Linked DNA regions of Homo sapiens: region 1 is linked to region 2. A link is an interaction called in ENCODE POLR2A ChIA-PET data of the cell type or tissue named here. Cell type or tissue: GM12878. All regions are shown on one strand. Each heading gives the region's core, and the rest is flanking DNA. Links, peaks and the distances in the headings are about the cores only.

Region 1 (5,361 bases), core at 124-5,123, 230 kb after region 2:
GAGAAACATGAAGCACCCCGGGGCCTCCCACACCAATGCCTGAGCAGGAATGGGGAGGGGCCATGACTCATAAGGCCCTGGGAGGTCACTTTAAGGAGGGCTGTCCAACTGCAAGGACGCTGTAAGCAGGAAGTGAAACCACAGAGCTTCAAAAAAAGAGCGGGACAGGGACAAGCGTATCTAAGAGGCTGAACATGAATCCACAGATCAGGTACCGCTGCCCACTCTGCCTGCTGGGCCCCTCCTGCCCCTTCCTGCCTGGTGGTCCTGCTGGGCCTCAACCCTGGCCTCCCCCCGCCCCTGCCCCAGCCCTGGGCTCCCTCCCCTCTGGCTCCCCTGCCACACGAATCCCAGTCAGGCTCTTTGTCCTGCTGTGTGGTCACCCCACTGCTGCTTCTGAATGGGCTGCCTCCCCTACCTGCACCAGCCCAGGCCCCGTGCTGAGACTCTCCCTTAAAGTCATGCCCGGACTGGTGCTCCCCGCCCTGGGAGGGTGCTCCCTCTGTGTGCTTCCTGCCACTCCTGAGCTCAGAAACTGGGAGAATTGAACCAAAGGGTAATTGGAGCAATCAGGCATTTTTGTTCTCAGTGTTTTGATGAAATTTCTGTAAGAATTACTTTGCTTAAATACAAAGTCTTAGGAGAGGGTGCGGGGGTAGGAATGGTCTCTGAAGCACATGATAAATCGTGTCATCCAAGGATGACTCCATGGTGAGCAGATGTCCCCAGACAGGTTCCACTCCAAGGTCACTCTTCATCTTTTAGAACATGACCAGTGGTTGAGCGTGGTGGCTCACACTTGTAATCCCAACACTTTGGGAGGCCAAGGCGGGCGGATCATGAGGTCGGGAGTTTGAGACCAACCTGGCCCATATGGTGAAACCCCGTCTCTACTAAAAAACATACAAAAATTAGCCAGGCATGGTGGCGCATCTCTAGTCCCAGATACTCAGGAGGTTTAGGCAGGAGAATTGCTTGAACCTGGGAGGTGGAGGTTGCAGTGAGCTGAGATCATGCCACTGCACTCCAGCCTGGGCGACAGAGTGAGACTTCATCAAAAAAAAAAAGAAAGAACATGATCAGTAACATGGAATGTGAGAATGTGGGAAAAAAGTGCAATGATGAGGAGAAATGCTCTGATTTTAAAATTTAGTGAAAAGAGAGCCCAGTCCCCAACAGCTTTCTCCTACAGGATCCGTGATGCAGAGGCTGGACAGGGCTGGCCTGGAAAGGGGCCCCTGCTCCATCCGTCCCCAGCTCTGTGGCCTCGGCAGGTTACCCCGCCTCTCTGTGCCTCTGGCATCTCCTCTGTAAGATGGGAATGGCCCCTGCAGGCCTAGGGTAGCCTCACGTGAGCTCACACCCGCTCAGCACTTAGAAGAGTGGCCTGGGCCTCAGAATTCAGTTCTACCATGATTTTAAAATAATGTTAACACGCAGAGTGAAACATCAGGAAGGAATTGAGCTGAAAGGTTAAAAGCTATTTTTTAGGGGTGAAGGGTTTTATTCTCTTTTGCATTCTCCTAATGGGTTGGGGAGTGGGTTGGCAGAAATACTAGGAGGGTGGGGAATGTACCCCTGGAAAGGCCAGAGTTGGACCCGAGCTGGGAGAGATCACCCCAGCCCGCCTGCCAGCATCCCCTCCTCTTCCTCTCCCCTCAGTCTTCCTGCCTGGGAAGGCAGCAGAAATTCTCAGGGCTGTGGAGGGGTCGGGGAGGCCCAGGGCCATCCTGGGAGCTGTGTTCAGTGGACATGAGCCCCGAGGACTCCCGGGAGGGCTCCCTGCATGGGCCGGTTTCTCTCTTGTGCCTTCAGAAATCCGATGGAGCGGATGTATCGAGACACATTCTACGACAACTTTGAAAACGAACCCATCCTCTATGGTCGGAGCTACACTTGGCTGTGCTATGAAGTGAAAATAAAGAGGGGCCGCTCAAATCTCCTTTGGGACACAGGGGTCTTTCGAGGCCAGGTACCACCCAAACTTCAATCGAATCACAGGCAGTGTTGCAGGAATTAGAGGACTGGAGAGACTGATATGGGTGAGACAGGAGGATTTATTTAGGTGCACTGGTTCAGCAGACTCACATCCAAAAAGGCTGAGCCCTTAACAAAGACAGACTGAGGTATTTATAAGCAAACTTACAGAAGCAGAACAAAGGCGATTAATCAAACAGTGACAGGTCACATAATCTATAGCATAACAGATGACTTAGCATAACTTGGGGCCTTCTATAGCTGGTGGCCTTGCAGCTACATCAAAAGGAAAACAGGAACTGGCTAAATACAGACATTTGTAAAATATAGTTATAATGGTTCTGGAAAGGAGAGACAGTAAAGGAATTTGTCTTTTTTTTAAAAAATTTTTTTAAAATTTTCTTCAACCTTGCCCTGGAGGGGTGTGGGGGTGGTGTCTGGAGCCCATTCCTTTGGCCTTGACTTTTCAGGCAGTGTTATAACTGTCGTTGGAGTGAGCTGGCTAGGCAGAGGAAAACTTGTTCTTCTTTTCTTTTTAACCCTTGCTACAGTAGGACCTAAGCAGCTGGAAATGCAGAAAACACAACAATAAGTAAAATGCCCAGCACTGGGCTCTCAATTGTGTATTTTTCCCACATTTCTTTTTTCTCTTTTTTTCCTTTTTTTTTTTTTTTTTTTTTTCCGAGATGGAGTCTCGCTCTGGCACCCAGGTTGGAGTGCAATTGCACAATCTTGGCTCACTACAACCTCCACCTCTCAGGTTCAAGTGATTCTTCGGCCTTAGCCTCCCGAATAGCTGGGATTACAGAAGGCTGCCACCACGCCCAGTTAATTTTTTCTATTTTTAGTTGAGACTGGGTTTCACCATGTTGGCCAGGCTGGGGAATTCCTGACCTCAGGTGAGTCACCTGCCTTGGCCTCCCAAAGTGCTGGGGTTACAAGCATGAGTCACCGCACCTGGCCACTTCCCACAGTTCTGTTTTTTTGTTTTGTTTTGTTTTGGTTTTTTTTTAAGACTGAGTTTCACTCTTTGTTGCCTGGGCTGGAGTGCAATGACTCACTCTCAACTTCCACCTGCCAGGTTCAAGTGATTCTCCTGCCTCAGCCTGTGAGCTGAACAGTCACATGAGGGTGAAGGTTGTTGCCACAAGCTCAGGGGATGCTCCAGACAGAGTGGCCTGGGATGTCGAGTCACAGCTGCTCCATGCCACGGGGACAAGAGGAAGCAGGAGTTTAGTCTGACACACTGCCCTTCCAGATAGAGGGCAAGAGACAGAAAGAGGGGCTGAAGTCACCCTTGAATAACCACAGCAGTGGCACCCACAAAGGTGCAGTCCCCACAGCCTCATAGCCTCTTCTAGGTGCCACCTCTTAAGGCCATTACAATAGCCATTAACACTGAACGTGAGCTTTGGAGCAGACAATCACTCAAACTAAACAGGGGGGATGGAGGAAAGGAGCTTCAATGGCAAGATCCCCTGGGCTCCTGTCCTGGCCCCTCCTCTCCCTGCCCCACCCCTGCACTCCTCCTGCTCCCCCTCTCAGAGCATCCCCTGCCCCCTGCTCCTCTCCCAGGTGTATTTCAAGCCTCAGTACCACGCAGAAATGTGCTTCCTCTCTTGGTTCTGTGGCAACCAGCTGCCTGCTTACAAGTGTTTCCAGATCACCTGGTTTGTATCCTGGACCCCCTGCCCGGACTGTGTGGCGAAGCTGGCCGAATTCCTGTCTGAGCACCCCAATGTCACCCTGACCATCTCTGCCGCCCGCCTCTACTACTACTGGGAAAGAGATTACCGAAGGGCGCTCTGCAGGCTGAGTCAGGCAGGAGCCCGCGTGACGATCATGGACTATGAAGGTGAGAGGTGGAGGGGTCAGGGGAGCGTGAGCGGGAGGAACAGCATGAAAGATGGATGGATCTGCAATGCCATGGCTGGGGGTGTCCCAGGGCAGCCTGCAGGGGTGGGACTGGCACTGACTGCAACTGACAGCCAGGAGACCAGGCCTGGGAGGACAGGCCAGGGTCAGGGGAGAGCCTGACTGCTTCCCGCTTCTTCATCTCAGAATTTGCATACTGCTGGGAAAACTTTGTGTACAATGAAGGTCAGCAATTCATGCCTTGGTACAAATTCGATGAAAATTATGCATTCCTGCACCGCACGCTAAAGGAGATTCTCAGGTGAGGGTCTCCCTCTGGCCTCATCATCTCTCTCCTCTCACCTGCTCATCCTCCTGAGGCCTCCGTTGGCCTGGCCCTCCCGCCCTCCCTCTTGACCCACTGCCTGCCCTCATGGTCACACCACCTTCCCTTAACTCCTGGTGCTCCCTCCACACTGCCTCCTCCCTGCTTTCCTGGGCCCTTCCTGTGAGTAAGAGGCCCCTTCTGCCTCTAAGGCACCTGGGTCTTGGACTAGAGGAACAAACAGCAAGACAGGGTGGCCTGGGACACCAGCCGCTGCCCTTCTGTGACATGGGGACAAGAGGAGGCAAGAGCTCAGCCTTCCAGGGAACAACTCTGGGCAGGAGATGTGGAAGGAAGGAGCTCAGTGTGGGGGCACCCATGGCATCCTGGGGGGACATCTGAGGGCCACCCCCACCCGCTATTCCTCCCTCCAATGGTGGCCTCTGAGTGTGAAGGCATGGGGGAAGGCAGACACCTGCCCCTGACTCTCCCTCACTACCACATAGCTGCTGGGTGGCTGGGGACGGGGGGGGTCCCTGGGATGATTCCTGAGGGCAGGATCCAGGGGTCCCTCCAGATGTCCTCCCATCCAGGTGAGAAAGCAGCATAAAGTGAGGCTTGCACTCAGATGGGCCTGGGAGGTCACTCACAGCGCAGGTGTCTCCTGGAACAAGGGCCCTGGAAGATAGAAATAGAATCCAAACCCAGGACTAACATCAGGGCCAAGACAAGCCTGCCAGGGAGGCTGCACATGAAGCCCCAGATCAGGGACCACTGCCCGCTCTGCCCATGGGGCCTCTGCTGCCCTTTCCTGCCTGGTGGTCCTGCTGGGCCTCAGCCCTGGCCTCCCCCTGTCCCAGCCCCAGCCCTGGGCTCTCTCCCCTCCTGTTCCTCTGCCACCCCCACTCCCAGCCAGGCTCTTTGCCCTGTTGTGTGGTCGCCCCACTGCTGCTTCTGAATGGGCCACCTCCCCCACCTGCCCCAGGCCAGACCCCCTGCTGAGACTCTTCCCTGAAAGTCACCGCTGGGCTGGTGCTCCCTGCCCTGGGAGGGTGCTCCCTGTATATGCTTCCCACCATTCCTGAGCTCTGGAACTGGGAGAATTGAACCAAAGGATGATTGGAGCAATCAGGCATTTTGTTCTTAGCATTTTGATGGAATTTCTGTAAGATTTACTTTGTTTCAACACAAAGTCTTAGGAGAGG
Region 2 (5,291 bases), core at 1-5,000:
TCAGGTCTAGACACCCGAATTCAAAGTCCCCGACTGCCAACATGGGGAGTCTCAACGTTAGTGCCTCTGCTGGCCCGTACAACAAAGTCACTTGGGAATTCCTAGCACTTGCTTGTGACTTTTGATCACTTCTAATATTCCTGGTTGATACTTAAATGACCAGTTCTCTGGGTTGTGTGGTGAGTATAGAAGTCCACTTCCCAACCCAGGCTGCAGAAACCCGAAGGTCTGGTTAGTCCAGCTAGAAAGTCCTCCTCTGAAAAACAAGCAGCCTCATGTCCTGGCCTTGTTGGCATCTTCCCAGGTCAGACGCCCATCTGGCATCCCCTCTACTTTTAGCTGGTGTTGGAAAAGGGACCGATTGGTAGTAGGAAAAGCAGGAAGTTGGCCTGGGTCCTTGTCTCTATTCCTGTCCTTATAAGGTAATCTCCCCTCCCCCCTCCCTGCCCCGCCCGTACGGTCCCTACCTGAAGGCTCCAGCTGCCCACACAGGGACTCCTCTTAGCCTCTGTCCTGCTGAAGGAGGTGACACCTTTGCCCAGGGCAGAAACAAGGCAACATGTTTATACCATACCCAAGCTGCCGCTGGGAAGAACTAAATATTCTGATGGAGGTTGAGCGGGGAGTGCTGAAAACTGTCAGCACCCGCCTCCGCCCTCCCAGAACTCCCAGAGATGCCTCTCAGTCTTTCCTGCGGCATCCTGGCATCACAAAACAGTTTACCATTGAGTCTGGGTTTCACAAGATGAAAAAGGTCGAGGCCCCATTCTCCAAAACAAGAAGTGAGCCTCTGGGAGCTGAAATCTACTACTGCGAATCATAATAGACACCACCCCCGCCCCACCTCCTCCCTAACAATCAGTTAGGAAACGCTCATCGGAAAGCATCCTTCCCCACTTCTCAGCTGGGCGACTTCCTTTCTCAATTCCGCCCTTCCCCATCACAAACATCTCCATCCATCTTCAGACTTAAACCAGATCTGGGGCATCTTCCTCGTGACATTTCCACTCCCTGGGCACAGCCAGGCCACACGCCCTTGTGGGACCTGCCAAACGCCCGGTGCTAACTCCCTCTGCCCTCATTCCCACAGGCCAAACCTGCAGAAATTGTCACCAAAGGCGCGCCTCCTGGCTCTCTAAGTCACACCGCGCCCCCCATTGCTTTGTTTTGTTTTGTTTTAGAACTGAACAAAACGGGCCTTCCTCTGAGGCCCTGAGTTCTGACAGGCAGAGGCTGGGAACTGCCTGTCCCTGGAAACGGCCTGTCTGGCACAAAACCCGTAGGCGCTGCCCGGGGCCGGGTTGGGGCAGTCGGCCTTTGCCCTCCTCCTCCCGGGAGGCTGCCCGGGAAGTCCCGCCCGCAGACACCGCCCTCCCGGCTGACCAGTGGCGCGGCAGGCGGGGCGGGGGCCAGGAGGTGAGTCAGGGCGCGGGCCGCGGACCCGGGTGGAGGCTGGATCCGGCCCAGCACGTCCCGGAGAGGAGGAAGCAGGCCTGGCGGCGCGGCCCCGCCCGAGTGGCCCGACGGTGACCCGGGGTCAGGCCGGGCCGCGGCCCCCCAACCCTCTCCTGAGCTCGCCCGCACTCACCTGCTGCCGCGGCGGCTTCTAGCCCGGCCGGGGGCGTCCGAGGCCAGGCCGCCGCCGGGGCGCGCCCCCTTTCCGCGTGGGGATCCCGCGGGCGGCGCTCCGCTCAGGGCGACACAGCGGCCGGGCCCGGGGCGCGCGGGCACGCGAAGAGCGGCGACGCGGGACAAGGCGGGCGGGCGGACAATGCGGCCGGCGGAGGCCCGCGCTGCGCGAGTGGGGCCGGGCGGCGCGCGTGTGGCCGACTCTGTATGTGTGCGCCTGTCAGTCAACGCTGACAGGCCGCAGCCCATTGGTCAGGCCCCGCCGGCCGTCACCGCCCACCGCCGCCACCCATTGGCCGGTTTGAACACAAAGCCCCGGCTCGCCCCGCCCTCGCGTGGGCCCCGCTGCCCTGCGCGCTCAGCCTAGGAGTCCGCGCGTGGGAGGCGCTGGGCGGGCGGGGACCCCGGGCTGCGGGAGGACGCGACGGGAGCCTGTGCTGGGGCTCGGGCTCAGCAGGGCACTGGACTCCCGATCTGGCGGCTCAGAACACCTGAGACAGCTCTGAGCGCTCCCACGCGCGCCTGCAGCCTGGTTCACCAGGCCGGCGTCCGAGGGGAGGGTGGGAGCCCTGGGAGCGGCAGCGCGCGGGTGGCCCTTGGTGCACTCTCGGTGAGGCTGTCGAGGGCTTGCTCAACACCCGGCACCAGTGCCGTTGTCCTCTTAGCCGGCCATTTCTACACCCATTTTTCAGACAAGGAAACAGGTTGCTAATTTGGGGATTCCAGACATGCTGGGAGGCCCTGCCTCTTCCCAAGCTTTACCCAGAGCACCCAAGTTTCACGACAGCTCTTCTATTTTTTGTTTGTTTTAAACAGATTTTCTATTTTATTTAAATAGAGACGAGATCTCACTATGTTTGCCTAGGCTGGTCACGAACTCCTGAGCTCCAGTGATTCTCCCGCCTCGGCTTCCCAAAGTACTAGGATTACAGGTATGAGCCACCGCGCCCGGCCAGCTCTTCTGTTTTAAGGACGGTGCTTGCTGCACTTGAGCTGTGGGAAGGCAGGGCTGGCCACTCATTCTTCTACCTTACTCAGACTTGGAACGAGTGCTCAGCGTTTGAGTAAAATGCTGCCTGACTCCGGGGGTCCTGTTCCTTGGCTCCCCATCCGCCAACTGTACAGATAGAGCAGGTGCACAGCTTGGGATGAATCTCTTTCTGTGCCAGCCCTTCTAAGGGCAGATGAACAGTCGTTATTTTACTTTTAAAGTACCAAGAGGAAACGAGACAAGAATGACAAAATCACCGAGGCAGGAACAGGAAGGCTGTGGGGTCGGAGGATTGAGGAAAGGCAAAACCCTCATGCTAAAGCGGCTTCAGCCCAACTCCAGACAAGAACAGTCCCCTTTCCTGGGCCTCCATTGCCTGCTCTGGAAAGAGAAGAGTCTCCTGCTCTTCCACCCTCCTGGAGACCACGGTGCTGGCCATTATCACTCCTAGGTTTAGACTGCAAGCTCTTTGAGGACATGGACAAGCTCTCCAGAGCCTGGTACCGAGCCTGGCTCTGGTCTGAGTGTCTGCTGGATGGAGCAATGAAAGGAGAATTCAAATCAGACGTAGGGGCAGCATCCAGGTAGGGGAAGGGCCTCTCTGACTCCTCATCTCTGGGATGCGCAACTCCAGAATTCTGTCCTAACCACTTCTATGGAGTTGCCACATCCTACCTCCTCCATTGCACAGCCTGCTTCCCCCTCTCCGGGGGTCCTGGCAGACAGGGGGGTCTGGCCTTGCTGGGGTCGGGGGGGAGTCCAGGTCCCCTCCCAGGATGTGCTGAGTGGATATGTGAGGCTCATGCCCACAGGCTGACTGAAGGCAGGCCCCTCTTAAACTCTGCATCCTCTGGGGGCTGGGAGCAGGCAGAATAATGGTCGCTACAGGAATTCGGTACTAATGCTTGGAATCTGTGACTGTTATCTACATGCAAAGACTTTGCAGATGTGACTAAAGATTTTGAAATGAGATTATCCTAGATTATCAGGGTGGGCCCTAAGTGTAACACAAGTAACCCTTTAAGAGAAAGATAGGGGCTGGGCACTGTGGCACACGCCTGTAATCCCAGCACTTTGAGAGGCTGAGGCAGGTGGATTGCTTGAGCTCAGGAGTTTGAGACCAGCCTGGCCAAATTAGTGAGACCCCCCCCCCCCACCACCCATCTCTAAAAAAGAAAAACAAAAAAAGAAAATAATTAGCTGGGCATGGTGGTGTGTACCTGTAATCCCAGCTACTCAGGAGGCTGAGGTGGGAGGATAGCTTGAGCCTGGGAAGTCAAGGCCACAGTGAGCCAAGATCAAGCCACCACACTCCAGCCTGGGTGACAGAGCAAGACTCTGTTTCAAAACAAACAAAAAACCAAAGAGAGGCAGAGAAGACGAGCAGAGGGCAATGTGACCATGGAGGAAGAGATTGGAGTGATGAAGCCACAAGCCAAGGAATCAGAATAATAATAAGTGTCCTGTGTGCCACACCAATGAGCTCTGTGGCCTTGGACAAGTCAATGGGGCTCTCTGGCCTTCATTTTCTCTTGCATGAGGGTCACATGGGCAAAGGACTTCTGAACTACTTCATCCCAAAGGGGTTTTATCACCATGATCTTTGCGGGGAGACGGGAGGAGGTTGGGCCCTTGGTTTGTCCTGGACCCATCATCTGTCAGGTGGGCTTCTCTGTGCTGCCAGAGAGCAGGGCCTCCCCTCTAACACCCCACGTGATGGTGGAATGTGCTGTGTGCCTGTCTGCCTCCCCCATGGACACTGGACAGTGACAGGTCGTGGTGGGTGTTCAGCGTCCTATGAACACGAGTTAAGGAAGAGCCTCCAGTCACCTGCCTGCAACCCAGGCCAGCTCCACATCTCCCTCCCTGCTGTCAGCATCAGTCAGCAGCCAGGGTGTCGGCGTCTGTCATTTAACCATCACAGGCAGGCCTTGGCGGGGGCGGGGGACTTTCATGTCAGGCATTCTGGCTGCAGGAACTCGCTTGGCAGCTGTCAGAGGGCGGTAACCTCAGGGGAGCTTGGCGACCGACCCTCCCTCCAACTCCCGGGGGCTGTTTCTCTGCACCCTTGGGGATCTGATGTGGGCTCCCTATTCCACCCCACCCAGTCTGGTGACAAAGGCTGCGTATTTACAGAATCTTTCATCCTAAGAGCTCAAAGAGCTCCATCACCAGGTGACAACCGCAGTTAAACTCATTTTATGGAAGAAGGCTACTCTGAGGAGTGCAGGCGTGGGATCCAGGTTACAAAGTGGGTCAGCTAGGGTGCCAGGAACACAACGTGGGTCCCTGACTGAGGGGGACAGTCTTAGGCATGCAGAGATTTGGCCAGACTCTTATGGGTGACTGTGCCTTAGTCACCTCTGTCCCCCACACCTATTACAGTACCTGGCTCCTAATAAATGCTCAATAAACGTTCATCGAGCGACTGCCTGACTGCAGCTTCCCAGTCTTAAATCACCAGCTCCCCAGTGTGGTTGCAGACGCAGATCTCCTGCAGGCCTCACCTGCACTCCTGGGGCCTCACCCCAAGGCCTCTCCTACTCCTGAGCCCTTACTCAGGCTGTGCCTCAGCCTGGAACGCCTTTCCTTGTTTCTCTGCCTGATGACATTCTAATCTTTTGGCCGGGTGCAGTGATGAATGCCTGGAATCCCAGCACTTTGGGAGGCC

What was found. ChIA-PET counts read pairs that join two places held together with the same protein. Peaks named below come from ENCODE experiments on the same cell type or tissue, not always from the same donor. Only the 100,000 strongest peaks of a DNase experiment are listed, where the experiment ranks them.
Region 1: POLR2A ChIA-PET joins it to region 2 with 14 read pairs; 3 of 35 experiments call an interaction of 5 or more read pairs at or near these places.

What each region holds. Positions count from the first base shown.
Region 1 is chr22:38,982,260-38,987,620 of GRCh38, forward strand. It overlaps APOBEC3B (apolipoprotein B mRNA editing enzyme catalytic subunit 3B), which reads left to right and starts at 88. Exons shown (of 8, transcript NM_004900.5): 1 at 88-211; 2 at 1,816-1,972; 3 at 3,553-3,832; 4 at 4,039-4,153. The coding sequence starts at 195. RefSeq lists silencers at 222-271, 4,236-4,431 and enhancers at 2,470-3,669, 2,712-3,001. In GM12878, for the core only: no CTCF peak of the experiment used is centred there; DNase peaks (open chromatin) are centred at 2,159 and 3,002; H3K4me3 peaks cover 880 bases; H3K27ac peaks cover 2,028 bases.
Region 2 is chr22:38,754,175-38,759,465 of GRCh38, forward strand. SUN2 (Sad1 and UNC84 domain containing 2) reads right to left here and starts at 1,824. Exons shown (of 18, transcript NM_015374.3): 1 at 1,589-1,824. RefSeq lists enhancers at 638-707, 2,966-3,105 and silencers at 1,198-1,547, 1,658-2,207. In GM12878, for the core only: no CTCF peak of the experiment used is centred there; DNase peaks (open chromatin) are centred at 116, 523, 886, 1,897 and 1 weaker place; H3K4me3 peaks cover 3,491 bases; H3K27ac peaks cover 3,248 bases.